2 separate regions of the Mus musculus genome follow, and region 2 is linked to region 1. Evidence: chromatin loops called from intact Hi-C (ENCODE). Cell type or tissue: left cerebral cortex. All regions are shown on one strand. Each heading gives the region's core, and the rest is flanking DNA. Links, peaks and the distances in the headings are about the cores only.

Region 1 (16,033 bases), core at 4,860-12,859:
GTCAGGCCCTAATGTTTTCTGGATTAAAATGCATTTTGATACCAACTGACACTCCTTATATGCTATCACTTGTTGCATCTCTCTCCTTTTTCATGATTCGGTCCCAGTAGGTTTTCTTTCTAAGAATGTATCCATAAATATCTTCCTTTTGTGTGTCATATGAGAGAAAGTGTGATGTTTGAATTTCTGAATCTGGCTTCTGTAATATAACCTTATATCGTTCATTCATTTCTGTCTACTTGCCTAATATTTATACAACCATTTTTTTTTTTTGCTAATGGCTGTATAAGATGTCACTGACCTGCTCTTGCTACATCCAATCAGTTTTCTTTTTTATTTTTTTCAAAAACAATTTTTATTACATAATTTCTTCATTTACATTTCAAATCCTGAAAATCCCCTATACCTCCCTGCTCCCCAATCTGCTACTCCCACTTCCTGGCCCTGGCATTCCCCTGTACTGGGGTATATAATCTTTGCAAGGCCAAGAGTCTCTCCTCCCATTGATGGCCGACTAGGCCATCCTCTGCTACATATGCAACTAGAGACACAAGCTCTGGGGGGTACTGGTTAGTTCATATTGTTGTTCCTCCTATAGGGTTGCAGACTCCTTTAGCTTCTTGGGTACTTTCTCTAGCTCCTTCATTGGGGGCCCTGTGTTCCATCCTATAGATGACTGTGAGCATCCACTTCTGTACTTGCCAGGCACTGGCAGAGCCTCACAAGAGACAGCTGTATCAGGGTTCTGTCAGCAACATCTTGCTGGCATATGCAATAGTGTCTGGATTTAGTGGTTGTTTATGGGATGGATCCCCAGGTGAGGCCATCTCTGGATGGTACTTCCTTCTGTCTCAGCTCTGAACTTTGTCTCTGTAACTCCTTTGATGGGTATTTTGTTCCCCATTCTAATGAGGAACAAAGTATCCACACTTTGGTCTTCCTTCTTCTTGAGTTTCATGTGTTTTGCAAATTGTATCTGGGCTAATATCCACTTATCAGTGAGTGCATAAAATGTGTGTTATTTTGTGATTGGGTTACCTCACTCAGGATGATATCCTCCAGACCCATCCATTTGTCTAAGCAAATAACAAATTCATTGTTTTTAATAGCTGAGTAGTACTCCATTGTGTAAATGTACCACATTTTCTGTATCCATTCCTCTTTTTAGGGATATCTGGGTTCTTTCCAGCTTCTGGCTATTATAAATAAGGCTGCTATGAACATAGTGGAGCATGTATCGTTATTACAAGTTGAAACAACTTCTGGGTATATGCCCAGGAGAGGTATTGCTGGATCTTCTGGTAGTACTATGTCCAATTTTTGGAGGAACCACCAGACTGATTTCCAGAGTGCTTGTACAAGCTTGCAATCCCACCAGCAATGGAGGAGTGTTCCTCTTTCTTCACATCCTCACAAGCATCTGCTGTCACCTGAATTTTTGATTTTAGCCATTCTGACTGGTGTGAGGTGGAATCTCAGGGTTGTTTGGATTTGCATTTCCTGGATGATTAAGGATGTTGAACATTTTTTCAGGTACTTCTCAGCCATTCAGTATTCCTCAGTTGAGAATTCTTTGTTTAGCTCTGAGCCCCACTTTTTAATGGGATTATTTGAATTTCTGGAGTCCAGCTTCTTGAGTTCTTTGTATATATTGGACATTAGTCCTCTATTGGATTTAGGATTGGTAAAGATCCTTTCCCAATCTGTTGGTGGCTCTTGCTACATCCCGTCAGTTTTCATGACTTGTGTTTCTACCTTAGTTTTCTCAAGATATTTGATAGCTTCCTTTGGAATTTGTTTGATTCATTCATTGATCTTTTTTGTGTGCCTATGAGTTTATGAGTCTTTGTCTGCTGTGTTCTTGAATTCAACATTGTATTTGAAAAAGATATTTGGTGTGGTTTCAGTATTCTTAAATTAAGATCATTCTTGTGACTTAATGGTCTGTAGTGGAGAATGTTGTGTATGCTTGGAATAAAAGTATATAAATTGCATGTAACCTTTGTTCATGTTTATCTACTTGGTTCAGATTGTTTTTCAAGTCTATTGGATTTTTTTTTAGTAGATGCTTTGGTTTCCACATCATGGAAGGTGAGGTCCTAAATCTTTTACAATTATTGGATCTCTATCCATTTCTCCTTTAATTTCAGCTAATATTGAATTAATATGCATATGTATGTATAATTATATATTTAGTTGTTCTGCTATTATGTATTATGTCCTGTTTATGCATTAGAATTATCAAGTCCTCTTGATGAACAAGTCCAATTCTGGTTATAGGATCAATATTTTTGTCTCTTTATGTAGTCTTTGAATAGACTATTTCACTATGATATAAATATAGTTACCCTTGCTCTCTTCTGGTTATCAATAGTGTATAATAGGTATTTCCATCACATTAATTTAAGTATGCATGTGCTCTTAAAGTCCACACAAGTCTCCTATGTGTAATATACAGATCAATATTTATAAAAAGCTCTTCAGTAAAGATATTTCTGTTTGAGAATCTAACCCCTTTATATATTTATTTTGTGATCAGTGACATTTCCAAACTTCAAATGGTCACTTGGTATTTTCTGATTTATGTTTTCTCTGCTGTATTTATTCTCCTTTTTCTTTGCAATAATGACCTGTTACACAGGTGATTTGATTCTTTTTGTGTGTGTGTATTTACTATAAGTTTTCTCTTTGTAGTAACTGAGTCTTACATATAATATCACTTAGTGAAAAATGATCTATTTGAAGCTGATAACTTAGCTTCCACAGCATATTTAAAACACTATTCTCCAGCATCCTTCCTTATAGTTTATTTACTGTTACCATATTTTTTCATTGTATATGATTAGCTGCTTTTCATAGATATTTTTAACATTAAGCCTTGTAAATATTGATACTCTAGCAAAAAAAAAAATGACTTAGCTACAGCCATTATTGCATTAGAGTACTGTGAATTTGACAGCCTTCTTACCTGTACAGTGCAGGTTCTCTTTGCAGTTCATTGTTCATGAGCATTGTTCCATAATAATTCAAGCTTCCCAGCATTTCTTGTGAGGCAAATCCACTGGTGATACTATTTTGGCTTTTCTTTTAAGGTGTGTGTGTGTGTGTGTTCTAAAGGACTGTTTAGCTAGATAGAAGATACTTTATTTTTAATTCTCTCATGCATTACATCCTGACCACAGTTTCCATCCATCCATCCATCTATCCACTCTCCTCTCTCTCTCTCTCTCTCTCTCTCTCTATCTCTCTCTCTCTCTCATACACACACACACACACACACACACACACACACACACACCCCTCCCCTCTCCTCCAGATTCACTCCTCCTTTTCTCTTCAGAAAAGAGCATGTCTCATAGGAATATCAACCAAACATGGCATAACCAGATACAATAAGACTAAGCACAAACCCTCATTTCATGGCTGGGTAAGGCAACCCAGTTTGAGAAAAGTGAAGAGTCCCAAGAGTAAGCAGAAGAGTCTGAGACACCCCTACTCACACTGATAGAATTCCCACAAAATCACCAAGCCAACAACCATAGCATACATACAGAGGACCTAGCATAGACCCTTGCAGGTTCCATAATTGTTGCTTCAGTCCCTGTGAGTCCTCATTAGCCCTTAGTTGATTCTGTGAGTTGTGTTGTCCTGGTGTCCTTGACCCCTCTATCTCCTATAATTCTTCCCATCCCTCTTCCTCCGGGTTTGCAGAGCTCTGAGACAAGGGACCTGATGGAGATCTTCAATTTGGATTCCTTCCTCACTTATGAATAGATTTTTAACTGAGAGTTTGTTATTGTTACTACTGTTATTTGTTTTTATTGAGGAGGAGGTGGAAACATCAAGGTAAGAACAATCAGCTAACTGATGAAAATATTTGGGTCCAGAAGACATAATAAATCAGAGTATATATAGAAGCAATGAGCACATGTTTGGACAAGAAGGCCACAGAATAAAGATCATATAGGTAACCAACGATGGACAGGTGTTTTCACTTACTTTACTGAACACTCTTGACAAATCAAGGTAAATCATGTACATGATTCATCAGGATTTTCTATTCCACTCTTCAGCTAGATGCTAATTCGCAGTATAATTTGGAAATGAAGCTCTTTTAAACTGACTGTAACATAAAGTGGGTTTGGTGTCATACTTGAGCTTTTTGGGAAATTGTCCAGTCTTCTAGAGAATAAGGTGACAGAATTGACAGGTGTCTGATATATGTCTTTGAACAAATTGGACTATGTATGTAAATGAGGAGCTCAGGTTCAGCTTGCAGCTGTTTTCAGGCTCTACAGGACAGAAACAATGGTAATGCTTCATACCTGTAGTTTGGAATTGTAACTTTACTAAAAATTATGTATATTTATGAGTGTTTGCATGAATATACCTTCACTCTCATATGTGACATGAGAATAATAACATTGGTGAGACAAATAAGCAAGTTATAAACAGGCTTTCTTTACATATCATTTGATGTTAAGCATCATCATAAGGACAATCTATTAGGATGACATGGCAGACACCATTTTTGGATATACTCTGAGCCAATAACTGAAATTATGTTTAAATAAAATTTAACCTGTGTCCTTATTGTGGAATGGGACCAATCATTATCACCACCTAAATATAGTTAAAGTACTAATCCATCATGAAATTATAAGGAACCTGTTTTGCCATCATTAGGACATGTTTATATTGTCAGATGAGTGTAAAAAGAGAATTAGAAAGGAGATGAGATTGCCACCACTCCTTAGAACTCACTGCGTGTGCCACATAGATTACCACAGATCACCTCATTTAAACATCTCAATAGTACATTGTACAGGTATTATCACACTTATAAAACAGACACACATGTGAGATTCAGATAGCCATTAACCTTACATAAAGTGACCAAGTTTTTAAGTGTCAGACCCAGGTTTGAAAATCAAGTATGCATTAACTTTGTATATTGTGGATGAATTATTTCTCTCACTTGGAAATCCATCTGTTGGAGTAGCTATGAAAGAAGGGATCATTTGCATTTATGATCATTTGGCAAGTCCTCATTAAACATCTTTGCTTCTTAGCAATATTACAAGAAATCTCATAAGCTAGATCTGGACTTCTGTTTTTCCAACCTCAAGTCTGGGAAATCAATATCCTTGGGATGCCCCAGAGCTACTTCTTCTCCTGGGGAGGAGCAGATACTTACACAAACCCGAGAAAATGGAGATTGTCACCTGCACAGAGAAGTCATCCTGCCAGCCAGTGTCAAATGTTGTTGATTGCACAGCTGACATCTGTATTGCACATTAATCAGTGTCCCAGCTTGGCCTGAGATGCAAAGACTCAGACAAGGAAGCATAAAATGAGCCCAGCTTCTCTGCAGGCCTTCCATCTGTCTATCAGAAATCCATGTACAGGGGCCCAGATAAACATACATTTATAAGAGGAAAGGAACAAGAGCAGCAGAGACAGCAAGAATGTTCTACGAAAATTTAGATTAAAGTCACGTCTGCACTGAATTGGTGACTATGGTCTATTTTTTTTTTTGCTCATGTAAATTATTCTGTGACATCTTCCTAAAAGACTTTAAATGTGTAGATGGAATTGTTTTGAATATGTTCATTGTGAAAGGTACTGAAGCTGTAAAGAGCATTTACTTTGAACAAATTAATCCATTTTGTGGAATTCTCATTCCATCTTTCATGGTGCTCTTGCTCCTTAGTTGGACCTCCACGCTGAGACAGTCCTTGTCCCTTACTCCTTATTTTCCATCCTTCAGCCTAGAGGCTGCTTTCAGCTCTAAGCATCCTCATGCTGCCTTCTCTCCCTCTGGGTGCCATATTTACTGCTTAGATCATTGGTTCCTAATCATACATGAGAACATATAGTGGATTGCCAATGAGATTTGTTTTTGGTTGGTTGGGTTTTTTTACAGAATCAGAAAGAAATGAAGAGTCAACCATATTATAGATCCTTGTACTTTGTTCATGTGTCTGTTTAGCTACAGAGGGAATAGATGGTGCTATTGACACATGCGTCAGACAATACTGTGGAGAAGACGAGCTTATTCAGGGGATTGGGTGTGTGCCAGTGCCCAGAGGTGAGAGCATCTCACTTACTTCCCCTCAGAGTGTCATGACGCCGAGGTTTCGATACATTTGCTTGAGTGGATTTGTGCACCAAAACCATTTCTTCACCTTAACTCACCCTGGTAAAATGAGAAGATCCCCAAGAAGGTTCTGTAAGGATACTGTGGTTAGCTCATATTCTAATATTGCTGAAACAGAGATGAAAGCACATGGCTGAGAGAACATTTCCACTCCAGTATATCCCACAACATCTCTGTCAGCAACTCTGGAGACAAAAATCACTGTTTGCCAGTAGTGTACCACTGGGCAGACACATTAGACAAATTAAACAGCCATTCTGCCCAGATTTTAATTGTAGCCCACAGAGTGACTGATTTTTAAAATATACTTCCGTCACAGAGAGAGCACTTTTAAAATCAGATTTTCCAAAATAGCACCATGGTTATATGATGCTGTTGTTGGATTTAAACTAATTAAACAAAAAATGTTTGGATACTTTAATAATTTGAGAGCAAATACTGAGGAAACACACAGACAGGATTTTCTATGCAATGTGTATGTATTGATTGTAGGGGTTAAAATACTGTCAAAGCTCAAGTTTCCTTTTTAATTAATTATTTAGTTTGTTTGAGATGGAGCCAAATGTAGCCTAGGCTAGCCTCATATGGCTATGTGGCCAAGGATGACCTTGATCCTGACCTTCTTTTCTTTACAGTCCAAATACTGGGATTCCACACCTGACTGAAAGTGTTCTCTCTCTCTCTTTCTCTCTCTCTCTCTCTCTCTCTCTCTCTCTCTCTCTCTCTCTCTCTCACACACACACACACACACACACACACACACACAGGCTGGGTTAACTGATTACAAAATGGATACAGAAGAATAAATAAGTAGAGTATGTTGTGTGAAAATAAATGGAGATGTCAAGCATAGAAGAAACAAAATCAAAAGAATCATGGGTTTCACAGCAGAGGCATACAGGCTTGAAGGGAAATGCTATCTCATTACTTTTCTCTTGGTTTTTAAGATGAGTCAAAAAGATGGTTGGGAAATAATTTCAGGGATGAAGTGATGGAGAGGTGACTCTGTGTTATAAGGAGTCTCATAGATGGGGAAAATAGTAGTGTAGCAGTACGTCTGCCCAATCTAGGTGCACAGCTTGTATTTATATTATTTGAGTTGTGTTTTCATTGCTAGGAAATATTAGGTTGGAGAATTACAGCAACACATTATAGTAATGTTAGGAAGCATGGCAGTGTCCAGGCAGGCATGGTGCTGAAAGAGCCCTAGTTCTACATCTTGATAAATTTCAGCATCAGGAAAATCCTTCTGAACTGGGGGGAGCCTAGGCATTGGAGTCCTCAAAGTCCACCTACACAGTGACACACTTTCTTCAACAAGCCATGCTTATTCCAACAAGACCACACCTCCTAATAGTGCTACTTTCCATGGCCCAAACATATTCAAACCACCACAACCAGGAAGCACAAAATATAGCAATGTTTGTTTACATGGAAATCTAAGGGTATCTACACAATTGAATTGGTCTAACTAAAAGAATAATGATATAGTATAAAAACGTTGAAGAACAACTTTTGATACCGTTTGACTCTTGGTTGTGGCAAGTGCTGAGTCATGAAATAATGGTTAGTCATGTGATAAAGTTACAATGTTTTCAACATGGGAAGGACTCTGGATGGGCAAGTTTTCTATCAGAATTGCGATGGTGATGTAAGTAAAATATCACAATTGTAGGGGAGTGGTGATCATTTACACTACTCCAGGAAATGCTATCATAGGTTGGCAACTGGCTTTGAACATATAAGATATAACAAAAGTGATACAACGCCAGGGACCTCTTTAGAAGCACTTAGGAGCCATTTTTTCCTTTAACTTTTCTATTTGTGAAAATCTTATGGATGGAGCTCCATTGGAGTTTCCTGGTAAATCCCTTTCCTGACTATAACATGATACAATTTGCCATTTGTCATAGTCTGGTTAAAGTACTATATCCAAATTTGAATACTTAACTCAGAAAAAAAAATATTTTATTCATCTCATGGATTTAGAACTCCAAGGACACGGTACTGGTGGTGTCTGCTTAGTTCCAATGAGGGCCTCTGGCTGCATTATACCACGCACAATTTCCTGGTTTCATGACAGCTAGCATGATAGCAGGAACATATGCAAGACAGAGAGACCACACAGTAAGACAGGAAGTGAGAGACCATGCAAGTTCCCAGATCACCTCTCATAACAACTGCCCTGGCAGAAACTAATTCCTCTGTTCTCAAGGCGGCATCAGATCTTCTGGAACTGCAGTTATAGATGGAGTAGCTGCCACGCACACGCTGAGGACTGAACCTGTGTTCTTTAGAAGAGTAACTAGCCACCTTAACCATTCCGCCATCTCTCTAACTACCAGGTATATTGTTTTAAGGCACCATAAACTTCCAGTGTATTAAGATCTTCTATTTGGATGTAACTTAGATTGTTTTGTCCACATGAAGTCATGGCAGGGCTGCATTGCTTTTTGTTATTGTTTTTGTTCTCAGATACCTGATATTAGTATGTAAAGAGCTCTTCAAAGAAAAATACTTTTTTAAAAAAATCACCATTTTCCTATTTCTATCCTATCAGCTTCATCTATTATGAATGAAAGATAGCTGAAGTACTAAAAATATCCTCAACGCAGCTTCCAGACTCTAGAATCTAGAGAATTGAATAAAAACAAACATTTCTAGTGTGCTCTTTTTTTTTTCTTGACAGAATGCTGCAACTTATCTCTTCTCCACTAGGGGGCAAAAGACAGTATGGGAACTTGAAGATCGTTCTGGCTGTGCTGTTAGAGCCTAATGGGGTACATGATCGCTGGGCTGCAGTGACCCCACACTAGCTTTGAGAACACAGAGTGAGAAAGAACTAATCACCTAGAGACAGGCGTGTCTTCAAAGGCCCTTAACAGAGGTGACAGATAGCAGTGGCTTGAAAACAAAGAAGACTAGACCCTTGGCAGGAGAAATTTGGGGAGATAGAACATACCTTGTAAAGACCCAGAAATATTCTAGATTCTGAGGCAGGAGGGACAGGAAAAAAACAGATTATCCCATGAGGACATGAGACAGGAAGAAGAGTGAGCTCTCAGATGGGTTGTATTACAAGTTGTACACCAGGCTTAAAAAGAAAAACAAACAAACAAACAACAACAACAACACACCTTAGGCCTTCTTTTCTTACCCAAGAGTAATGATGACTATTTTACACGTAGAAGTAACAAAATCATTATGATCACTTGAATCAATGAGTGTGGAAGAAATATTCACAGCATATCTTATGAAAAGTCTATTAGTATTACCGTGGGCTCTACATGTCTAGAACCGATATGTTCATACTTTTAAAAAGGGTGTACTGAGTATTGTTTTTTTTTTTTTTAATTTTCAATTGGAAAAACCATGAGTAGCAATAAATGAGTCTCAGAGAAAATGTGTATGGAGCATGGGTACATTACTTGTTCTGTAGATATGAGGGCCTGAGTTTGAATTCCTGGAACTACATGTAAACTGTATTGGATGTTTGTGCCTGTACTCCCAGCACTGAGGATCTAAGATAGGCAACACTCCAGAGTTTTCTAGACAGCCAGCCTAGCCAGATGGTGAGTTTATGGTTCACTGAGAAGCCCTGTCTCAAAAAATAAGACGGAGAAGGATAGAGGGAGACACCCAGGGCCTTAGGCTGGCTGCACACACAATGTGGATACATGATATTCATGTATATACAATATTTTCAGAGATATAAATAAATAAATAAATAAGATGAAAAAATGAGGGCCATTGTGGAATTTAGCAACTAGGTGTTATTGGTTCATTTTTAACCACTCTGGCCTCTTTTGAAGAAAATACAATGATAATCAAAATTTCTTCAGCAAACATTGAAAATATTACCGCATTATTTTAAAATATTTATCCTAATGTCTCATTTTATGCTTCTAATTTATAAATCTATAAGGTCATCCTTTCCTAGCATATTATGAATATGCAAGGATATCTAACAATGTGATTAATTTTAATTGTCACTTTCTCTGTCATACAGAATTCTAAACTGAGACATTCTTGGGAGGGGAGGATTTCTTTTTGCATAAAAATGTAAGGCAATTATAAAAGTGTATCTGGAGTTCCAAGGGAGAAAATGCTTAGCTCATCTTTCTTATGGGGAGGGGTTCCCACAGTAGCTATTCAGCTAAACAAACAAACAAACAAACAACAAAACAAAAGCCCTCAAATGCTATGGAAAATTCTAACCCAAAAATTTCTCTAAACCCTGAGTCTTTTCGAAACCATTCTTGTGCTGTGCTTGTCATACACATGTGTCAATGTCCTCACTGTCTTGTCAGATTAAAGGGGCTTGTGTACCAGTGACACACACACTGAGACCAGGAAGAAATGTATTTTCCCTTTTGTGTATCAATCCATTGCAGTTCTTTGCTCATTAAGACCTGTTTTGTTGAATGAATATTTGTATCCATGTAGAGTAGACAGCCTTAGTCTAATGTCTGATCCAAAGTGTATGTGCAATAGATTATAGCTATTATTATAATCACTTGTTTAGAAATCACAAAATCAGGGCTAAAAGGAACTTAAGTGCTTATCTGATTTGGGAATTAGAAAATAAACAAAACGAAGGTCTAGACAGAAAGCATTTGCCCAAGGTCACAGACACAATCCACTACAGGCCCAGGGCTATGACCAACATCATTTAGATTCGGGTCTGGCATCCTTTCTGCTATCACATACCAGCACCATTGCTGGAAGATATAGTGTAGTGGTTTTAGAGCAGATGTGTGGCAGTTCAGACTGGCATAGGAGTCTGTAGCTGAAACTCAAGCAATTTGGATGCCCACAGGGGAATGGGCAGAATAAATAGGGGCTCGCTGCAGGCTCAGGCCCAGATTGAAGAATCAAGCTCATTTATCATGTGTACTGCTCCCCCTCACCTTTGTATTCTTTACAGAGGATTTACAGATCTTGCTTCCCTGCAAGAAACTGACTTCTTTGAAGGACAGGTAGTGGGAAACACAAGCTCTGGACTACAGAGTGACAGCAGCTGACAGAGCCCCCGCCCTGCTGTGGGTACCCCTTCATCTCCAGGCTGACAGGAAGCTGCTGGCATCATATCATCTGTCAATGTCTTCACTCCTCAGGAATGAGCAAATAGTCTGAGTCCTGATCTAAGATGAGGGGAAACCACATGCAGACAGTGAAAGCCCTGCATGGGCAGTAGCCGTTTGTGACCAGGAAAAAGTTGCTAGCAGATTCATGTTTATTACATTCAATATCTGTGAATAAGATTCTGTCAGGTCCTGTTCTGAAGAGGAAGAATATTGCATCAGGACCTAGCTACAGCAGTAGCTCTCTCAACATAGAAACAACAATTATAATGACAATAATTTAAATAGATGGTTATCTTCCCAAACAGTGTGACTTTGTATTTTATGCTTTTGTTGAATTAGAATACTGAATTAGATAAATTCTAAAGTCTCTTCCATCCTGTACATTGTGACACTGAACTAAACTTTTTAATGTTTAACTGCACCTATATATCTATTTTATTTTTCTGTGATTCTTGGCTAGTGCATAATAGCTAGTGTTCCCATTAATACAGGCAGCACAATTAATAAAATACCCTAAGAAAATACTTTTTACACTCAGGTCAACTACCAAAACTGTTGACAAAATATAGCCATAATCTAAGGATCAAGAAATAAGAAATAGAAAAATAAGAACAATAATATATAGGTAAGCACACACATAAACATTTGTTATGCTAATAATTATTATCCCCAATTTGCTCGATTTTAGTGAATTATTATTATACCCTTGCCTATCATAATGTGAGGGAACTATAGAATTTTTCCTCCTACCTATTCATAGTTTGGGTTGAAAGAAACCTTGATTTGTGAAGGGAAAGAATTGGAAAACTTCCCCTGAGATATTACCTTTAAGAAAATAAATCTTTCTGGAAATAGGTGAAATATTCATGATGAAACTAAGACAGTTTTAAATGTTGGCAAGTAGATCTACTGTGAGTGCAAAGCAATGGGATGCAATGCTTAAGGCTGTAGATATCCACAATGTGCAGGTAGAAAGACATTAGGCATGTACTAGTGTTTTTCTCTCTGCTGTTGTTTCTGGTACTCTAGGAGCACTAAAGTGAACATTCAGTTTGTTAGCATTTCCTCAATACATATAATGCATACCCACATACACATGATGTAAATGAAGTCACACTGCTTGGGATGATAATATTTCCCACAAGAGCCATAGATTTACCTAAAATAAATGCTGTTTGTCAAGCATGGAAATCTTCCTTTTGAGTTGTTAGAGGGGTATAAGAAACTCCCCAAACAATATAAGCTATTTCAGGCACAGTTCTTAGAGGAATCCAGGTAGAACTGACTTGTATCTCAGGGAAACAATGTACTTGAAACTCTCACTGCAAACACTGACCAATGGTGAGGCAAATATTAAGTGAAGAAGTATTTGCATACTGCTATATATTTATAAAAAACACATATTTAGAGACACTGTAAAGATAAGAACTAAATCTGAACCTAGACTCTCCAATCCCCAGAGTCCATTAAATACAAACTATTATGAGAAATTGAAGACTGTTTCAAATCCAAGGTAACCATGGTAACATCAAACCTCAATCCCAGAGCAAATCCTAATATATGACTATACAACTCTACAGTAAGTCCTTGCAAAAGAAAGAAGTGGATATCAAATGGGAAGAATAAAGCAATTCATGTCATACCATACTATCTTATGGAAAATGAATGTGTTTTAACAAAAGTGATGATACAAAAAGAAAAAAGTCATACTCTGGATAGATTTTTTTTCACAAAGTCTACATAACTAACTTTAGATACTATGGTGCTCATTGGAATGCTATCACAAGAACTTCACAACAGCCATGATTATTGTCCTAGATATGAGTGAACATGAGAATTGTTCAGAAGACCAAGCCTTGGAAAGAGAACAAGAGCAAATAACATGGACGAATGATGAGGCTAACAGTCCCCTGGGCTACTTGATATGCAGCATGGAGAACTCCACTGAGGAGTTCCCACCCTCCCTGGGAAAAGCCACTCTCTCAAGAGAATGAAGGGACACACTTGGGAATGAGTGTAGTAAGCCTGCACCTGACAATGAGGTGGTCACTTCAGCATGTCTAATCAATCTTTGCAGAATGATGCAGACAGAAAATTTAAAGATTTCATTCAGTCAAGATTCAAAACATGCCAAGCCTTACAAGGAAATAGGCAGGGATCATGAGAGCATAAGAAAGCAAATGGTCTCTCCCTTCTCCAGAAGTTATCAAAGAGAAAATGACATTGGAAATGGAGGTAATCAAAGTGCATTGCAGGAAAACATCAGAATTAATAAGCATTAATATACTGATGAACTCACATCATGACTAAATTATTGGGAAGTGTTTGAAATGTAGGACGCGGGGCCAGTGAGAGCAAGAGAGTGGCTGTGAACTTGTTCTGAAGGGTCTCAGCCCCGTCATGATTTTCTTCTTGCTTCCTGGCTGCCAGGACTTGAGCATCCTCCTTCTCCATGTGCTCCTGCCACAATGATGGCTTGCTTTACCCAAAGCTCACTATAGATGAGCCAGATAACACAGTCTGAAGATTTAGAAGCCATGTGCCAAAATAAACCCATGTTCCTTTTACATTGTTCTCTGTATTTCCTGCCATATTGACAAAATTCTGGCTGGTATACTACATAAAGTAATACTGGCAATAAGGTGCTGCTTATTCATTGTATGTGTAAAATTTAAGTATATAGAGAATAAAAGCACAAAGGATGAATAAATTAAGGATATCTTCCTAGGGTCTTCATCCCATCTCTGTAATATAAAGTATATTCTTAAAACAGTCACATAAGCACACATGAAATCATGATAATATAAATAGAATAAGCAAATAATTTATTAAATATAAAGCTCTTTGCTATAGAACATTCTACCTGACAGATGTAGAAGAAATTAAGAAAACAGAAAATCACTATTAGAACACAGTAATAGTAATTGTTTGCTGAGTTCATGTGCTCATAGATTTTTCAAATTAGCAGGCAACAGTTTGAGAAGAGGTACGATATCTGGATGCCCTCAATGTAGCTCTTCCAAAACTATCATTTGAAAACTACATTCCAAAATCATTTATCTCAAAGGGAGAAAGACTAATTTTCAAAGTAAAATTAAGAACTGGTTAATTAAACCAAGATATGAAAAGCAAAAACCAGCCGGTTGGTGGTGGCACACGCCTTTAATCCCAGCACTTGGGAGGCAGAGGCTGGCAGATTTTTTAGTTCGAAACCACTAAAACAAGATATAATGGTGTTCTCTATCAGTACAGATCACTACCGAAGGCTCAGGACTTCTAACCACAATAGTAAAAATGCACGATAAAAACTCTATATTGCCCAGAGGGAAGGTGCAAAAAAATAATTGTTTCTCACTTTTTAAGAGCCATGTTCACAAAAAACTGAGGATTGTAATGTTAGACGATAGTGAAGACACTTGATATAAATGGAGCATTGAATACTGCGTTAGACCCTGAACAGGAAAAGGAGCTAGCGAAAAACTGGTGTACAAAAGACAGTGTTTATTGCTCAGTTCAGAGTAATGTGTTGACTTTAGTTTCTTCATTTTAATTATTTTACTATGATAATCAAGATACAAATATCAGAGGAAGGAAAGGAAAGGATACATGAAATATTTTTTACTATTAGACTAATTTTGTTTAAGTCTAAAAGTATTCCAAAGCACATGAAAACAACATTTCAAGCAAGCAAACATGTTATCTATGAGGACTTTTAAAAAATTCTTTATACATGACAATACAGTGAAAACTGCCAAGCGTGATAAAGAGAAATGAAAATATCACTAATAAGTGAAAATATATGCTATAAGGATGGATGTGAAGACTCAATGTTTTGAAAACTGTGAACATCTCCCAGTTGATTCATAAGGTCAGAGGGCTAGTCATTAAAAAACAGTCTTTTAGACATTAACAATTTCACTTTTTCCTTGAATGACTCCACTTGATAAAGTTTAAGTTGGTGATCTACTTATCATGGCTCCAAATATGTCATGACAGATGGCTTTTTCTCATTTCATATGAGCTGATTTTTAATACTGATAACCACCTTAGAAGCAAAATTCTAGCATAATAGTTACAGAACTCTAATTATAAGTAAATCTATATCAATATATTTTATGAAACTTGAATAAATAATACATCCACTAATGTCATCATAAAGATATTGTGATCTACTTCTCTCTATCTATATTGAAAGGATACAGGCAACCATTTATTTAAAGTTAAGCAGAAGAAATTTAACTAAAACCAACTGTATTTGGGTAGCTACTTTGAAACCCATAATGGAACTTTTATAGTCTAAGAAGACATATGGCTGAATTTTGCTCACTAATGCCTAGTACAGTACATTGTAACTTTGGGGAATTGAGCTATCATTTAACTGAAATACAACTTCTCACTGACACTAAAGGTTTGTTATATTTGAAAGGTTAACATATGCAGCCTTTCCAATAAAATTATGAGTTCATTATTCTATAATCTTATAAATTGTCTACCCCTTCAAGAAAATTGTCTAGTTTTATATTTTGCCATGTCTAATGCATTTTAGTTCAAGTATCCTCATAAAAATGAGACGATCAATGTTGCCAATATTGTGATTCTGCTATGGGAAATTTCCATGGAGAACTCATTTCGGTTTTGCTTGGTACTGCAGTATAGATCTAAGACGCACTGTATGCCTTGTGTTCCAAATGTCTATAGCAGTTACTTAGTGCACTGTTCTCAAGTGCTTAGAGACAATAGCCATTCTGAACCACAGAAAAGCCAATCAAAATCTGTAATTTCATAG
Region 2 (16,033 bases), core at 3,022-11,021, 240 kb after region 1:
AAATGCTGCCATGCTCCCACATTGATGATAATGGTCTGAACCTCTGAACCTGTAAGCCATCCCCAGTTAAATGTTGTCCTTTATAAGTCTTACCTTGGTCATGGTGTCTGTTCACAGCAGTAAAACCCTAACTAAAACAGAAGTTGGTACCAAGGGCTGGAGTATTGCTGTGATAGGTCTAACCATGCTTTTGTTTGGAAGAATGTGGTGGATGTTGGGACTTTGGATTTGGAAAGCAGTGGAATGCTTCAAATGGGGCTTAGTAGGCTGACCTAGTGGGAATATGAAAGACTTTGTAACTAAGAGTGAGTTGAACTGCACAGACCTGGCCCAAGAGGTTTCACTGGAGAATAACTTCAGTATGTGGCCTAGAGACTGTTTTTGGAGTACTTTGATGAAGAAAATGGCTGCTCTTTGCCCTTGTCTGAAGAGTCTGCCTGAGGCTAAGGTGAAGAGACTCAGATTAATTGCACTGACAAAAGAAGTCTCAGAGCCTCCCTTCATAGACTTAGTTCTCTGGTTAAGTCTCATGAAGAGCATTTTAAATAAGCATAGAAAACTGAGAAAGGAAAATATATAAAATATATGGTTTGAGTATTAAAGGAGCTCAAGGAAGACAATGAAGCTGAATCCTGTGTTCAAGGATATTAAATTTAATTAAGGGAATAGTGAACGTGGGGCAAGATCCTACCCAGCTAAATTTAGATTCAGGCATTGTAGTACAAGCCTTTAATCCTAGGAGGCAAAGACAAGCAGATATCTGAGTTCAAGGCCAGCCTAGAACAGAACAAGTTCCAGGTGAAGAAAAACTTAAATCCAGGCTTGGTGGAACCAGTGCTTAGGATACAGGCATGCACATCTCTGTGTTCAGTGAATCTACAAAGCAGATTCCAAGATAACCAAGCTTAGGTAGTGAAGGAATTAGAAAACAGAAAGCTAGTGATAATGTAATAGAACAAGGAAGCCATGTTCCAGCTCCTACAAGCAGTGGAACGCGGCAGCTTCAGCCATGTGGTTCTGGCTTTAGAGTGAAAAATATAAGGGACTACTAGGAAAATTGATGCTGGTTAGCTGGAACTCAGAAATTAGTAGTGATTAAGAAGAGACCAGCATCACTGAGGAGAAATCTTCTGGAAAGTGTTTTCTAAGAACACAAAAAGGCAGTGTTTCAGAGATAGCCAAGATTGTACCTTGTATTGCAGCTCTACTTGGTAATGTATAAGAGTTACCCAGGTGGTACTGATTTTGAAGGCATGAAAGTGTCATGAAAAGTAGCTCAGGCTTGGCACTGGGAGAGGCCAAGGAAGGCCATTAATGAAGGAACAGCCTCAATTACAGTTGACAGCCTAGGACTAAAGGGGTCATGCAAAGGATTTGAGGCTTGGCACCATGAAGAGAGCCTATCAGAGGCTATTGGTGAAGCCTACTTGCAGCAGAAGACCTCAGTTTATTGGGAGATGCCAGTACCATAGGACGATCACCAAGAACAGCAGTGGCAGTGGAGTGGATCAACTCCACTTAGAGCTTAGAGTGCTACAGAGGGCAGAGCTGCAGAAGTAACACCAGCCCTTTGCAGGAGCCCAGAAGATCATGTGTGGATCCCAGACATTGAAACAAGAAGCTGTAACATTGAAGTTGCCTTGGAGATCCAAAGATGTTCAAGATGCCAGCACCATGGACTATTTGCTGAGGAAAACTGCTAGCAGGGAGTGGAAACAGCCCAGGAGAAAGAACATTGTTACAGTCAACAAAGATGAAAATGGAATTGGACATCTAAAGACTGCTTTAACATCAGACATGAAGACATAGAGTTTGGAGTTTGACCAGCTGGTTTCCTGTCTTCCTCTGGGGATTCAAGTTAAGTCATTGGATGGATCTCAGAAGAGACTTTGAACTTTTAACATTGTTGAGACTGCTATAGACTATGGGAACTTTTGAAGTTGGACCAAATATATTTTTACATTATACTATGCTTAGGTATGGCCCCCATAGACTCATACATTTGGACAAGCCTATTGGGGCCAAGGAGTGGAATGTGATGGTATGTATATACTCGGCTCAAGGAGTGGCATTATTAGAACATGTGGCCTTGTTGGAGTAAGTGCCTCACTGTAAGCATGTCACCCTAGCTGCCTGGAAGTCAGTCTTCCACTAGCAGCCTTTCAGATGAAGTTGTAGAACTCTCAGCTCTGCCTGCACCATTCATGTCTAGATGCTGCCATGTACCCACCTTGATGATACTGGTCTGATCCTCTGAGCCTGTAAACCAGCCCCAGTTAAATGTTATCCTTTATAAGACTTTCCTTTCATGGTGTCTGTTCACAGCAGTAAAACCCTAACTAAAAAAGTCCATAATAGCCATGATTTATGTCAGTAGAATGTGCTTGATTTCAAAGCCATATCGGTTCCAGTGGGGCCACAAGTATCTGTCAAGTTCAACCTCAGCACACATGAAATCACACCAAATTCAGGTTCAGGCAAACAAAGGAAGCTGCTCTGAGAGGAGCCGCATGAGAGTAAACACTCTGATACATAGAAGGGCATGCCTGGGGATCCTGCAGATGCAAAAACATCACAGCTCAATCCTGTAAAAGCAACCTCCAAAAGCATGCCTGTTCTCCACACACAGATCTTTGATTCAAACTTACTTTTTAGGGAAGTGATCAGGTAGGTGTATGGAGAAACACAAAACTTCTACCATTTTCAGACTCTTCTCTGGAGAATGCTGTGTATACAATTATTCTGCACCTATGCAGCAAAATGAATCAGCAAACATCATCTTCTTCATCAATTCTTATATCTGTTCTGCTTTATCTGCCATCAGTTAAGAAATGACCAGGTTATGACTAGAGAAAGTAATTTTTAAATAATTAGATGGCAACATAAGATAGTAGTTAGGAGAGGGGTGTAGGGAGCTCACCCTGATGATGTAATACACTTCAGAGATATTGAGGGATATTTTATTTTTCTATGCTTATCTTTTCATGCAATTCCAGAGGAATACAGTATCTATTTATACATATGTGGTCATACTGCTCAATTAATTCATCAATGATGCTACTGGATACCGAAATCTTAGATGACTTTCTCTCCATCAAATCTCTGTTTACCTTAGAACAGCACAATTATACGTCTAAAAGAAAGGGAGAAAAAAAATCTCCAGATTACTTGTTTTTTATTACATGTTCCAAAGAGCAAAGGCCACTCAATTATTTTGGCTCCATTGACAGTTTGTTTGAATAGAAATGTCACTGCTCAGCCACCAAATTGCTCGCAGGGATAAGTCTGGCAGAAGGGCTCAGAAATTCTAAAAGGCCTGAGTCAGGGGTGTGAGTGAGATGACCCTACAAAGACGCCTCACTTGGCACCTTCTTGGCATTCACTAGACTCCATCACTCAGCATGAAAGTCTGTATCGCCATCGTCTGACATTCCCAGAACCCTAGAGAAGCGAGTGACAAGCCAGGAGCCAAGTGGCACTAAATTGATTTAAGGTGATTAAACCTGCATTGAATTCATGATTGAAAGTTGCTTACAGATTTTCCTAATTGTTCTTATCTATATTTTGGTTCCACAAGAGTCCGTAAAAAGGCAGCCCAGTTATGCTAGAGCATCAAGTGGAGAGTAAGAACTCTTAGGTCACACTCAATTCATTTTTTTAACCAAAATAATCACTGATATTTGCAACACCAATTGAATTGAAAAATAGAAGATTTAATGTGTGCCTGGAGGTTACCAAAATAGCCAAATCATGACACAGCCAAGAGCGTTATTTCTGTCAGTGCAAAAATGGATTCAGATAAACTGGGGAGTAATTTGCTTTGTTATTTGGTCATCATCTATTATGATACTGAAATGAAAATTAAAGACAGAACATTTGCTTTAGTGTTCACATACAGAGCCTGAAGGATCCACTGCAGGTCAGCACTGTTTCTCCAGGGTTTGGAAAAAGGATCAATTATCTGTTAAAATATAAGTAAACATAGGTGGCATGCATTTCCAGAGTGGAGACATGCTTCTGGGGTTTGCAAAGTGTTTTCACAGTGGAGCTCCTCGACAGTTAGTAGCATCAATTCTTGTGGTAGCAATTATTCCCTATTTGAACAGCGTGGTTACATCCAAGGCCAAGCATCTTGATAATGGGACTTGACTTCCCCATTACTCTCCAGGTCATAGTCAGTTCTCTTTGGCAAGCTAATACCAAAAGCCCAAAGAAATTTCAAGAACGATTTCATTCGGCAGACATCTAAGCTTTACGTTTTTGTTATTTTCCTGTCTTGAAATCACAGACTGGGTGGTTTGGGTTGTGATCTTTAACTAAGGTTCTGAAAAAACTGTGTGTCCTTCTCTGCTTAGATGTGAAACACATCACCTTTAGGAAGCCTCAGCACTACCATGCTTCCAGAACTGACTGACAGAGCTGTCTGGCTGCCTAGCACTGGGGTTCCGAGATGAAGATCTCTACCACAAAGAAGTCCTTTGGGTTTGGGACACTGTCATTGCAGGTGAAGGTGGACACAAATCAATGCGATGTTTAAGATCCAACGGCTTTCTTTTCCTTCGAATTTCTGCTTCTTTCTGATAAATACATAAATACATAAGTGAATATCCAGTATCCTATCAAGATAACAAAGGGAGATTTTTCCCATTTCTGTCATCCGTATCACAGATGCATTTACAATGATATATTGTGTAATCTGACAGTAAAATACCACGACTCTAAATGATATTAATATTTTAACGAGAAGAAACTCACAAAGAATATTTAAAGGCGCATTTGCAGAAGGTATCAGAAAAATTAATGTTTGTACCTCATCAGTCACGTTTGTCATGTACATCAGCAGTCCCTGGACCAAATTATCCCCTTATAGAGAGCATGGCTCCTAGGAACTCTGCACCTCAACAACTCCAAACTACTGCATACACCAGGTTTTCTGCCATGGCTCTCTACTTCTTGAGCGAAGCCCTTTTCTCCTTCTCTTTTCGGTCTCTAGCAGGACCGGTAGCATCTTCTCCAGGAAGTTAGCATCTATTGTCATCTAATATATTCCTGCTCTCCTCAGCCAGAACATTGACATATACCTGTTTCTACAGCACCATATAGATGCCACGTGTACATTCTATTCATGAGTCAGTTTCCCTACTGGATGATCAATAGGACTCCCTCATCTACGAACTTCTGCTCATAAGCCCTCATAAAGCACCTGAGCGCTAGCCCCACAGAATGAGTACAATCCATATGAACACTACAGCGAATGATTTACCAAATCTGCTGCAGATTTCTGCTCCCTGTGGAAAAAAATCAGAAAAATCAGAAAAATTCCCCTCACCATCCTTAACACATGCTAGGAGAGGCAGAGATTTGAAATGGGCTGAAAATATATCTGAATTATCCTGCAAGGGTCATTGATAAGGTGTCTGATAACTAGCGGAACCTGGGTTTCCAAGACTTCACAAGCAATCTTTGTTACTGGATAGTGCCTGCCTTAAAGTTTTAGCTAAAATGCTCAATTATTGATAAAGAGCACATTTGCACTAACAGCCTTGCATTTGTCATTTAAATAGGACACTCTATCCCTCTATCCCTTCGCCCTCACGTTTTTTAGTAGCTGTCATGTATAAAATTACTACCATTTAAAAAGGAGATGGAACATAAGCATTTGGAGCCAAATGTCATAGGGGGCCGAGGTGTGAGAAGATGTTGCAAAACACTTACACTGTTCCCCAGGGAGCACAGAATTTAGGTCAAGCCACATCAGGAGCCTACTGACTGTTCAGCCCAGATTTTATTATATATTATGTCTTTTTTGGAGGTGGAATATTTTAGAATATTTAAATTTGCTATGTACAACTTAAAATACCTACCTCCTTTTTTGATGAAATTCAGCCCATGCCAAAAAAAGGAAAAAAAAATCTAGTCTCATCAAACAAAGACAAATTTAACTTTAGCAAGAAAAGACACGTCAGAGAGGGAGTGTCCCATGTAGGGAAGCAAATAAAGAGGGGAAGAGGAGAAAGACACTGTGTGCATATACTCCCCCCTCCACTGCACACAGATGCCTGTGTGAAAAGATGTGAGCTGATGAGGAATTTCAACCCAGGAAGGGGCATGTTCAAATTGACTTCCGAAGAGGGTCTCTCTAACTACAATACTGGGGATGCCTCAAAGGTACAGGGAACATCTATGGGAAAAGGGCATGACATGGATAGAGTTTAGGTAAATTTACTAAGGAACTGTCTAGCCTATATGAGCTGAGGGGTTAGAATGAGGTTTGAAGTGCTGAGCAGCCCTGGGAGTTCATCACACAGTGGAACCACACCAACCTGCTCTCAACTCAAGGCATCGCTTGTGCTTGGAATCATCGCTTACACTATTTCACTGCAAGTTGAATAAGCCTTGTGTTGTATGCTGCAATTCCTACTCTAACATCTAATTTTAGAGCCCATCAGTGGTTCATTATCATCAGATTTAAAAGGGCAGAAAACTATTACCCATACACACAACCCCAGTCCATACCTGATCCTCTGTTTCTCAACTAAATCAAGATGAGGTTGCTTAATCAACATCAGCCGACCAACACGATCATATAACTTCTCAACTGTAAATTCCCCACTTATAAAGCCTAGCAATGAAGAAGCATGCATCTCTAAGGTGTTCTTAAAAGTAAGATCCAATCCAATAGAAGATGAATTGATTTGGTATAACCATAGTATTTATTAATGCCGAGTCAACTGTATCTGTACGATGCATCTCATCAGGGTTCTCTAATCAGGACACTGAGGGGCTTTGTGAACCAGGGTCACCCAAATATTTCTCAGGTTGATGAGCAAGGTGGAATGGTGTATAAAAATGAGACCTGGTTCTAGGCCTGGTTTGTGTCTTAGATTACTAGCTGTGTACTTAATAAAAAGTCAGTTCCTGGTCTCAGACTTCATTTTATTATCAATAAAATGAAGACTGTGCACGCTAAAATCATTTCCAAGTTTGATGTTCTGTGCCTTGGACAATTTCCCTGAACTGTTATTTCATGCTTTAATTTTCATCAACTCTAGCAAGGGAGGTTCCTAGACCTCCAGTATGTTAGGTCAACAGAGATAATGAGGTTGGGAAATAGAGCTACCATTGCCTCTCTCCTTGCTGCTCCAACCAATATTAGATACAAGGAAATGCTTCAGTAGTCAGACAGCATATTCTAAGGGTGTCAAGATTTACAACACATTTCTCAGGAAAGAAATGCTTTGCTAAGAAGGGAAAAGTGAAACTTTTATTCTGCACACCTGGGATTAAGCATGTCTTTCACGCACTCTGTTACTATGGTTTGGAACAAAGCATGGGCAAAACAAACAACATCTGATAGAATCCCATTACCTACTGTACTAGATCACAGCTTGCAACTTAAGAGCTCTGCCCTCTAGTGGACAAGCTTTTCAGCTGCAAGTTTCTTTTACTAGGTCAGAGAGTCCCATTCAGCATTGCTTGCATTTGTGGCCTGGTCTGAATCTTATCTGATACTGTATCAAAGGCACAAGACTTGAGAATAGAGTCCCAACACTGAGAATTACATGAGGAGCACTGTGGTACTTGGTGAGTTTAGGAATGAGTCCTGATTCCTCTCTGTTAGGCACTATGCTAAGTGGTTAAATAAATGCAATTTACATCACACAACCTTCATACCAGGAAAACTGTATTGTACCTATCCATTTTGGTTCCTGAAACCTGCTAGTCCATTGGACACTGAAACCAACAATAGCAAGAAAGCATGTAAGTGAATGGATAAAAAGAAATAATTCCATGACATTTCTCTGCTTGTCGATCACTTTTCACACTTGTCCAGTGCACTCTCAGAGCTTCTAAGTAAACACTCTTAGGTGAAATTTTAATATCTAACTTCAGACTCATTGCTAACAAACTGAAGTACTAAAAATGGGTCTTTAAAATCCCTAGACTCAAGAATGCACACACACACGAGAGAGAGAGAGAGAGAGAGAGAGAGAGAGAGAGAGAGAGAAACAAAAAAGTCAGATAACTAAATAAGAAAATAAAGCTAGTTCTAAAAATATCTTGTAAATATAGAAATATAGATGTAAGTAGGTTAACCATAGAAGTAGGTACAAGAGTGTCATTTTAAAATTAGTCAAACTTAGGATGGCACCCCTTACCAACAATTCTTTCTAGATGCTATTTCTCCTTGGTAAAAATGAATTACTATACAATTTTTTGAGGGGCCACATAAGAGTGATTTGCTATCCATTTTACTTCCTGTTCATTGTCCTGTATTATGTTATTGCCATAGATGCTTATGCCCTTCCTCATTTAAAGCATAATTTTTTTACTCCTCTCAAACCCTAAGACACACACAAGCCTAACTGCATACATACAGCAGCCAGCTGTTTAAGAAAGCCTTGCTCCATACAATGTGTGTGTGTTCCTCTCTTCAGCACAACCTTGAACCCATTTTTGAAATTAGAAGTCTACTCAGGGTTTCCAAAAGAAGACAAATTTGTCTTAGAGACTTAGTAAATGACTAGATCATCCTCTCCAGTGATACTGTGTACTCATGAGGAAATGCCACATGCAAGAGTAGTGAGAACACAGGGTGAGGAGCAAACACCAGAAGCCAGAGTGACAATTGGGGAGAGAGGCTAATTAGAAGGCTGGGACAAAGTTCAGAAGCATGGTTTATTCTTTGAAGACTCACATTTTATTTATCTATCTATCTATCTATCTATCTATCTATCTATCTATCTATCTATGTATCTATCTATCTATCTATCTATCTATCTATCTATCTACCTACCTACATATCCATTCATCCATCTATCTACTTATGTGTGGGAGAGTGAATGTGTGCTCAAACACACACACATACACACACACACACACCCCAACACACAAACATGGGCCCCAGAAGAAAATTGTGGCAGTCAGTTCTCTCCTTCCACCATGTGGGCTCTGAGTACCAAACTCAACTTGTCAAGCTTGACAGCATGTTTTACCCACCGAGCCATCTCACCAGCCCCGTCCAGAAGTACAGCGCTCTTACTAAGAGGTAAATGCATTAGCCATCATCCCAGTCCTTCCAGGAACCCAGGCATCCATCTCACACCTGCATTTATTACCCACTTCAAAACTCCAGCCAACTCAGGGACTTGAGAGTTTCTTTTCTCTGAGCATAGGGAAAATATCTGCCCAGGCTCCCTGAAATGCCTTCAGCCAAATCAAATCCCCCTATTCCTTTCTCAACATCCTGAACTTGCCCTCACAGGAACTAACCCATTTTACACATACATTGATTTATGTAATTATTTGTTTAATATCTATTTTCTCTACTAAATGTTTAGTTCTTTTCGTGGCAGGTGTTCTGTGCAGTTCCCATTATATAGCTGATGCCTAGTACTATATAAGTTAGATGACTAAATGAGTGAGAAAATAAGGCCATGCCCACATGGTTTTGATCCTTTCTCGCTTCTCCTGACAGCCACTTGTATGAAGTAAGAACCTAGTCGTCAGGGGATGCTGATAGATTCCCACTTTACTTAGGCTCACGTGGAGTGTCCAAACCTCCTGACTCAGTGAATATTTCCAACAAGCCAGTTCCCAGCAAGCAAATACACTCATGCGTTTGAGTTACAGTCATTCACATTCAAATTTATTGTGCTTTCTCATTTGAGAGCTGAACTTCTAATAATAGGCTTTATAGTTATTGCCCTGAGTTTGGTGAGTCACAAAAGATATATTAATATATAGAAAAGAGAATACTTAAATCACTTTACAGTAGACACTATTAACAAAGTAATGCATAAACAAATAAAAACAGGATTTAATATGAGGAGTGAACGTACACTGGTCAGCCCATTTCACTCTACTTTCAGTAGAGTAGGTTTGAGAGCAAATTCTGTATCTTTGGTGTTGTGTAACAGTTTCCTCGGAGATTGAAACATTCTATCCTTCAGGAAGCTCCTTAAACAGAAAGGTAAACAACTCAAAATAGCTTCAGGAAGTTCCTGTAAGTTCCATTTACTATGCCCCTCCCCATTAGAGTAAGCACTAAAAGCTGAAGAGTCCTGCTCAAATCAAATGAAGTTGAACTGCTAAGAATACTCTAAGAGGAGAAAAGCTGCAAAGGCAGAGCAGACCAGCTGCCTTGAAGGAGCAGCAACCAGCTGAGCTGCCTGAAAGAGGTTTAGATCAATTGGTGCACCGAGAAACAACACTCTCCAACCTATAGAGCTGCTTGTTGGATGTGCAGTTGTTCCAGGTTCTCAGCTTTGTGATCTGTCATACATGCTGGGGTGTGCTTTGGTGAAACAGATGTTTTTTTGAATCATTTCTACTCCTGCAAATAACTCCTCACCTACATTCCTTTAAGTAAACTCAATTAAACTCACTAACTCACCAGATTTGGTGGTATGTGTATTGTCTGACATGGATTCCCTATCTGGGGTAAGTAGATATGTGTGTTGTGTCTCCTACAGTATTTGAAACAATTATATAAGCACGAAGTTTCAAATGGAAACTGTATTATATTTTATTATTAACCAACTGGCCTATTTACCACCACCACCACCACCACCACCACCACCCCCCCCCACACACACACACAGGAAGACTCATAAAGCAACAGAACTTGTATAGAACCCCATGCCCTTTCTTACTTTGTCCTTCCACATGTCAAGTCTGAATTTTCCAGTTGAAGTTCTGAGTCAAGCTGCCAGCAATCAAGACAGCAGCTAGGCTGGAGACAGAGTGTTCACAAGCAATCTAATTAGGAATTAAAATTTTAAAAAAGGAACAGACAGATGATTGGGAAAATTTTTATTTTAGCCTAGTAAAAGCCTAGAAAATACAATTTCTTTTTAAAGATATCAAGATCAATTTCCCAATTTTGTTCACCCACCTGTAAGAATGGACTTGATAGTGTCAGGGTCAGATAAACTTTTCCTTGAAACTGAGCCAATGCTTCTGGAGCTGACTTTGCCTTCTGGGTCGTCTTCTGAATGCTTTCCAAGAGCTTTGCCCCTTTGCAATCTTTTTGGTCCTTGAAACTAATGGCCTTTATGTTCCTTCTCTTGGAAGAAAATTCAACTGATGGATATACTATCTGCACTTTTAAAAGTATTCAAGAAAGAAGAATATGCTATGTTACCAGAAATTTTGAGGATTCCTAATTGGGGTATCATTGAGAAAATTGACTTTTCTCTTAGGTTCTCAATTTTCTTGATAAAATAACTTTAAAACAAACTCAGAATGCAAATCAACAGCAGGACTATCAGGATTTATGAGGGAATCGGGGGCAGGAAAAGAGTGCATTTCTGCAGCTGTCTGGAGGAAGGAGATGGAACAAAGAAAGAAAGCCATTGAGTTAGGCACCACAAAAGAAAGGTGGCTGTACAGAAAGGGCAAACTGTCTGGTAAAGTGTATCCAGGATTAGACAACTTTACAAAAGAAGAAATGGGGGAAATGTTGCTTTCTCTATAACTCAAATAGTATACAGGCTTAGCTCAGCCTCAGGGCTACAACTCTATAAGGTACTGTACCAAGGACAGGCTTTCTGGAAAGTAAAGGTACATTGAAGGCATTATTGTCACTCCTATCTGTTTAGCATGGCTTGAAGTGGTCACTGCTTCTGAAGTGTTGTTTCTTAGCCAAATGATTGACCTGCCCAATCAGATTAACTCTTATGGTTTTTGCAGCTTGGAATGTTGAAATTCAAGCTCTGCACCGAGGCCAGAAATTTAGCTTTTCCTTTAATGGGCTTCTATTGAGCCCTGATCAAGGCATGTATAACACTCCCCATTCTGAAGATGTAATCCTAAAATCCTTTAGTAGATGAGCTGAAACTGAGAAATAAATGTTGTCCATTTCACCATGAAACTACAGAGATCCAATTCTAAAGCCATTCACCAGGTAGTCTTAACACTGGAGTGTTAGGCCCTAGAATGGCCTCCAGGCACGGTGCTCATTTAGGAGGAAGTAAGATACCAGAGTTCTTTCTTGGTAAGGCCAGAAAACCAAGGATACCAGAGTTGCTGTGTTCAAATCCCTGCACCAGCTTCCTTCCATTTTCTATTTCCTGTTTTCATCTGTGACACAAGATAAATACGTTCTTACTGGGAATATTTGTCCATGGTGCACTCGTTCCTTAATTGTCTACAGAACAATCTGCAAAAGGAAGAGAATTATTGTCTCCCTAAAGTAAGAGAGGTAGTCTTTGTGCAGGTCCCATCCCAAGCTTCTGATGATTCAATTCACCTTGGAGCATAGCGTTTCTTACCTCTTCCCTGGATTAATTAGCTACATAAAATTCTTTGTTTCTATAATAAATGGAAATGAATTTCATGCAATAAATGATTTTGTTTGCTTGTTTTCTTTTGCTCCTGAAAAATTTCCAGAGAGGAACAAGACAAAATAATTTATGTTTAGTCTTCTGATTCTGAGAACCACTAGTCCTAATATTGTTGCAAGAGACAGAAATATCTAACCTCTCCCATAGTTTAAGATTTGGAAAGCGTTTCAATTTCCTTCAACTATTGGCACTGGGTTCTTTGGAGTAGAGTTTAGACTTTCTACTATAAACCTCATTTGAGCACTGTGCATAGTTCAGTGATGCTACGTTCCATTTGAATATCGCATTAAAATCTTGCAGAAAGCTTTTACAACGTCCAGTTCTCAGGCAGCCGTATCAAATTAAGTTAGCTTCTTTGGAAGATAACCGGACATCAGCAAATACAATGTAGAGATTGCAACATAGGATCCTATCTCCTGCTCTTACAGCAGCCCTTGTTCCTGTCTTCTTTTCTCTTTTGGGAGTGAGTATTTCCTTCTCCTGCCTGAACACAGAGTTGACAAAGAAGCAAGGAAGAGGCAAGAGAATGAAGAGAGCAATTAAAGTAAGTCTGGGAAGAAAGAGTACAGTTTCTTGCAGTTTTAGGAACAAAAATCTTTTTCAAGGTAATTTATGACAAAATACAATATACTCCTTTGGAACTGTGTTATCAGTAGACCAAATTTAATGGAGAAAGAACAGATAAAAGAATTAAAACATGAAAAGCTAAGTAATTGAGATTTATCTAATTATCATGATATTTAAAGATTTAAAATCATTATCCTTTAAGTAAAGCAGGAAATGATACAGGGAGACAATTGATGATAGACAGACATGTATCTATTTGCTATGAGTATGTAATACATCTTTAATCTATATTCATATAATTTTATGTTTACATTTATAAAAGTTAGATTTTATTTAAAATTTATAACTTTTATAAATTATTTTTATATAAAATTTTTATAACTTGTGTGAATATATCTTATTTAAATATATAAATACATTTTGAAGATGTATTTTCTAATCAAACCAAACAAGCCTGAGGAGACAAACACTTTTACCCCCATGCATGTCCTTCCAAATGGATTAATCAAGATCACTTCAGAATGATACCAAACCACAAGATTCTAAAAAGAGATAAATTGAGCTCATGAGCTACTCTGCATTCTGCCCATTTAAAACAATTTAACTTGAGTTTCAAAGTGAGAGTGTAGCCAGGTTCACTTCACTGAACCTATTTGCATATTCATCTGAATGCAAAGTGCAGGATTAAAGTGAATTGCTGTTTAGCTTTCTTCTGCTCAGTTCTCTGCATGATCCACCTCTTGCTGACAGGCACAGGAAGCCCCAGGGGAAGCATTTATAAAAATGGCCTTACAAATTTGTTTATATGCAATACCCTCTTTCCCACAACAACAGAAATCACCAGGCTCGTGAAACTACAGCAACCCTTCCCAGTAAGTCAACCTCTCCGACGCCTTCTCATCCTGTTCTTGTTTTCAACAGTCTTAATTTGGATTTATTACCCAGTTTAACCTTTGAAAAGTTATTTTACATATCTATCAGGATATCAAATAGTCATTAAGTCCCCTTACAAGCTACCCTCTGTGTAAGTTTAAGAAACGTGCAGATAACGCCAACAAGCCATTTTCATATTAGAATAAAGCATATACACATTAAAATTCTAAATATCATAAAAGATGCTGTATTGGCTCAGTTTGCCCTGCTTCAAAAGCTCTTTTAAGAGTTTTAATCACATTGTGTCTTCAGTACATTTGCGGGTGTATGACTGAAGATCTGGACGTCACTCTTGAAGTATGTACGTAATTCTTTTTGTATTCCATAAGTAAATTTAATCTCCCAAAACAAGAAACATAAGGTCTGAACTTGTGTCTTATCTTCAGAATAGCATTCATCACAGAGTCTCTGTTAAGAGTCTGACAGCATATTTGCTAATTCATAAGCCTTTCATATCTTCCTTTTATTTATCCACTGCAATTTTGTTATTTGCCTCTGTGTATAACCATTTTTCATAAACATATGTTAAATAGCATTGGGTCCATTCTAAATTAAACACGTTGGCTCAACTAACTTCTTAAATAATAGATAGGCCTATTTGAGAAGACTTACAGTGTATATATCTGTTTTATAACTTTACTTTGTTCTACTAGATTTGTTGATATACATATACATATACATCATATACATATACACATACACATACACATACACATACACATACACATACACATACACATACACATACATATACATATACATATACATATATAATCAGCAGCAGCTGCTGCTGTGGCTTACCACTTGATTTTTGTTGTCTAATACTGTTTTGTTACTCCATGTCCTTTCATTTCTATACTATTTTACAATTATTTTGTCCATTTCTGGACCCCACTGGGATTTTTAATAGGATCAAAAATAATGTACATAGAACTTTACAGAGATTAAAAGATAAAATAAGTATTTAGTTACCTAATACATGGAAATGGGTAATCTCTCCATTTATATGTCTGATTCTCATGTCTCTTTCCACATTCACCTTCATTGTAAAGATGTTGCAGGTGCTCCGGTATTTTACCTCTGTGATGGTCACTCTTAGTTGTCAACTTGATGGATTCTGAGAGCAACTAAGAGATACACTTCCAAGTAGGTCCCTGATGCTATTTTCCAGAATGGTTAACTGAGGGCGAAGAACCTCCCTCAACATGGACAACACCATTCATGCACAACCCAGATCCAAGAGGGAAAAGGGAAGAGCAAAGCAGCCTCATCCCCCATCACTTTTCCTCCTCACAGGTGAGTGTACCAACTCTGCTGTTGCTGCTGCTGCTGCCATCCTTCATCTTCTATGGCCTTCCTACCTAGACTGGAGACCAGAAGCTCCCTAGTAATCCTCAAGGCTTTCAGTGCCAGGTGGGGACAGCTGAAGCACCCAGCTTCCCAGACTGTATAACTGTCATGTCCTTAGGCTGGTCTATGTTTACATTGTGGGATCCCCACCCCCACCACAGGTCATACTGTATAAGCCAATCTGATGAGTCTCCATCATAATACATTCATCCTGTCCTTTTCTCCTATTAAGCCCTGATTAATAGAGTCCCTAAGCACTTTATATATCTGTGCTGTTGGAATTGCTAGAGGGTGCAGTTGTACATGATTGCAGTTGGTTTGTGGCTTTCTGAATTTCAATGTTGCCAACTAACTGGGAACAATAGTCTATTTTTGAGGATTTTCTGTATACAGTGATTATATGTGCTCTGAGTTAAAATGATTTTGCTTCCTTTGCAATCCGTATGATTCTTGTCGCTTCTTCCTACGTTGTCAGGCTGATAGAACCTCTGTAAGAATGCTGAACACCAATAGGAAGGGCAACCATTGTTGTCTTCACAGTGTTAGGAGTAAAACATTCAGAATTTTACCACTAAGTAAGAAGCTAGCTGGAAATCTTTCAGAGATGCCCTTCATTTACTTAAGGAAATCTATCTGGCTTCTGAGAGTTTTATCATGAACAAAGATTTTGTTCATGTGTCTTCTCTTTCCCCACTGAGGTCATGTGAACTTCCTTAGTTGACATCATGGCAGATCACATGAGCTGATTCCTAAGTATCCAACCCCGATGATTTGAGCTGCATTTTTTTTTAATCTTCATTTCAGTCTTCTCTTTGCTTACAGTTAAATTTCCTCCT

Evidence for each region. Hi-C counts contacts between places; a loop is a spot of excess contacts. Peaks named below come from ENCODE experiments on the same cell type or tissue, not always from the same donor. Only the 100,000 strongest peaks of a DNase experiment are listed, where the experiment ranks them.
Region 2: a loop joins it to region 1, with 2.1 times the contacts of the local background. A loop is called at or near these places in 6 of 42 quality-filtered maps.

What each region holds. Positions count from the first base shown.
Region 1 is chr6:36,242,130-36,258,162 of GRCm38, reverse strand. No RefSeq gene overlaps it. Among named protein-coding and RNA genes, the nearest start is that of Chrm2, 140 kb to the left of the region's middle. In left cerebral cortex, for the core only: a CTCF peak has its summit at 8,869 (motif pointing right); a DNase peak (open chromatin) is centred at 8,890.
Region 2 is chr6:35,996,268-36,012,300 of GRCm38, reverse strand. It overlaps Gm38790 (a long non-coding RNA gene), which reads left to right and starts at 12,606. Exons shown (of 4, transcript XR_868978.1): 1 at 12,606-12,891; 2 at 15,019-15,143. In left cerebral cortex, for the core only: a CTCF peak has its summit at 7,418 (motif pointing left); DNase peaks (open chromatin) are centred at 5,922, 7,419 and 10,142.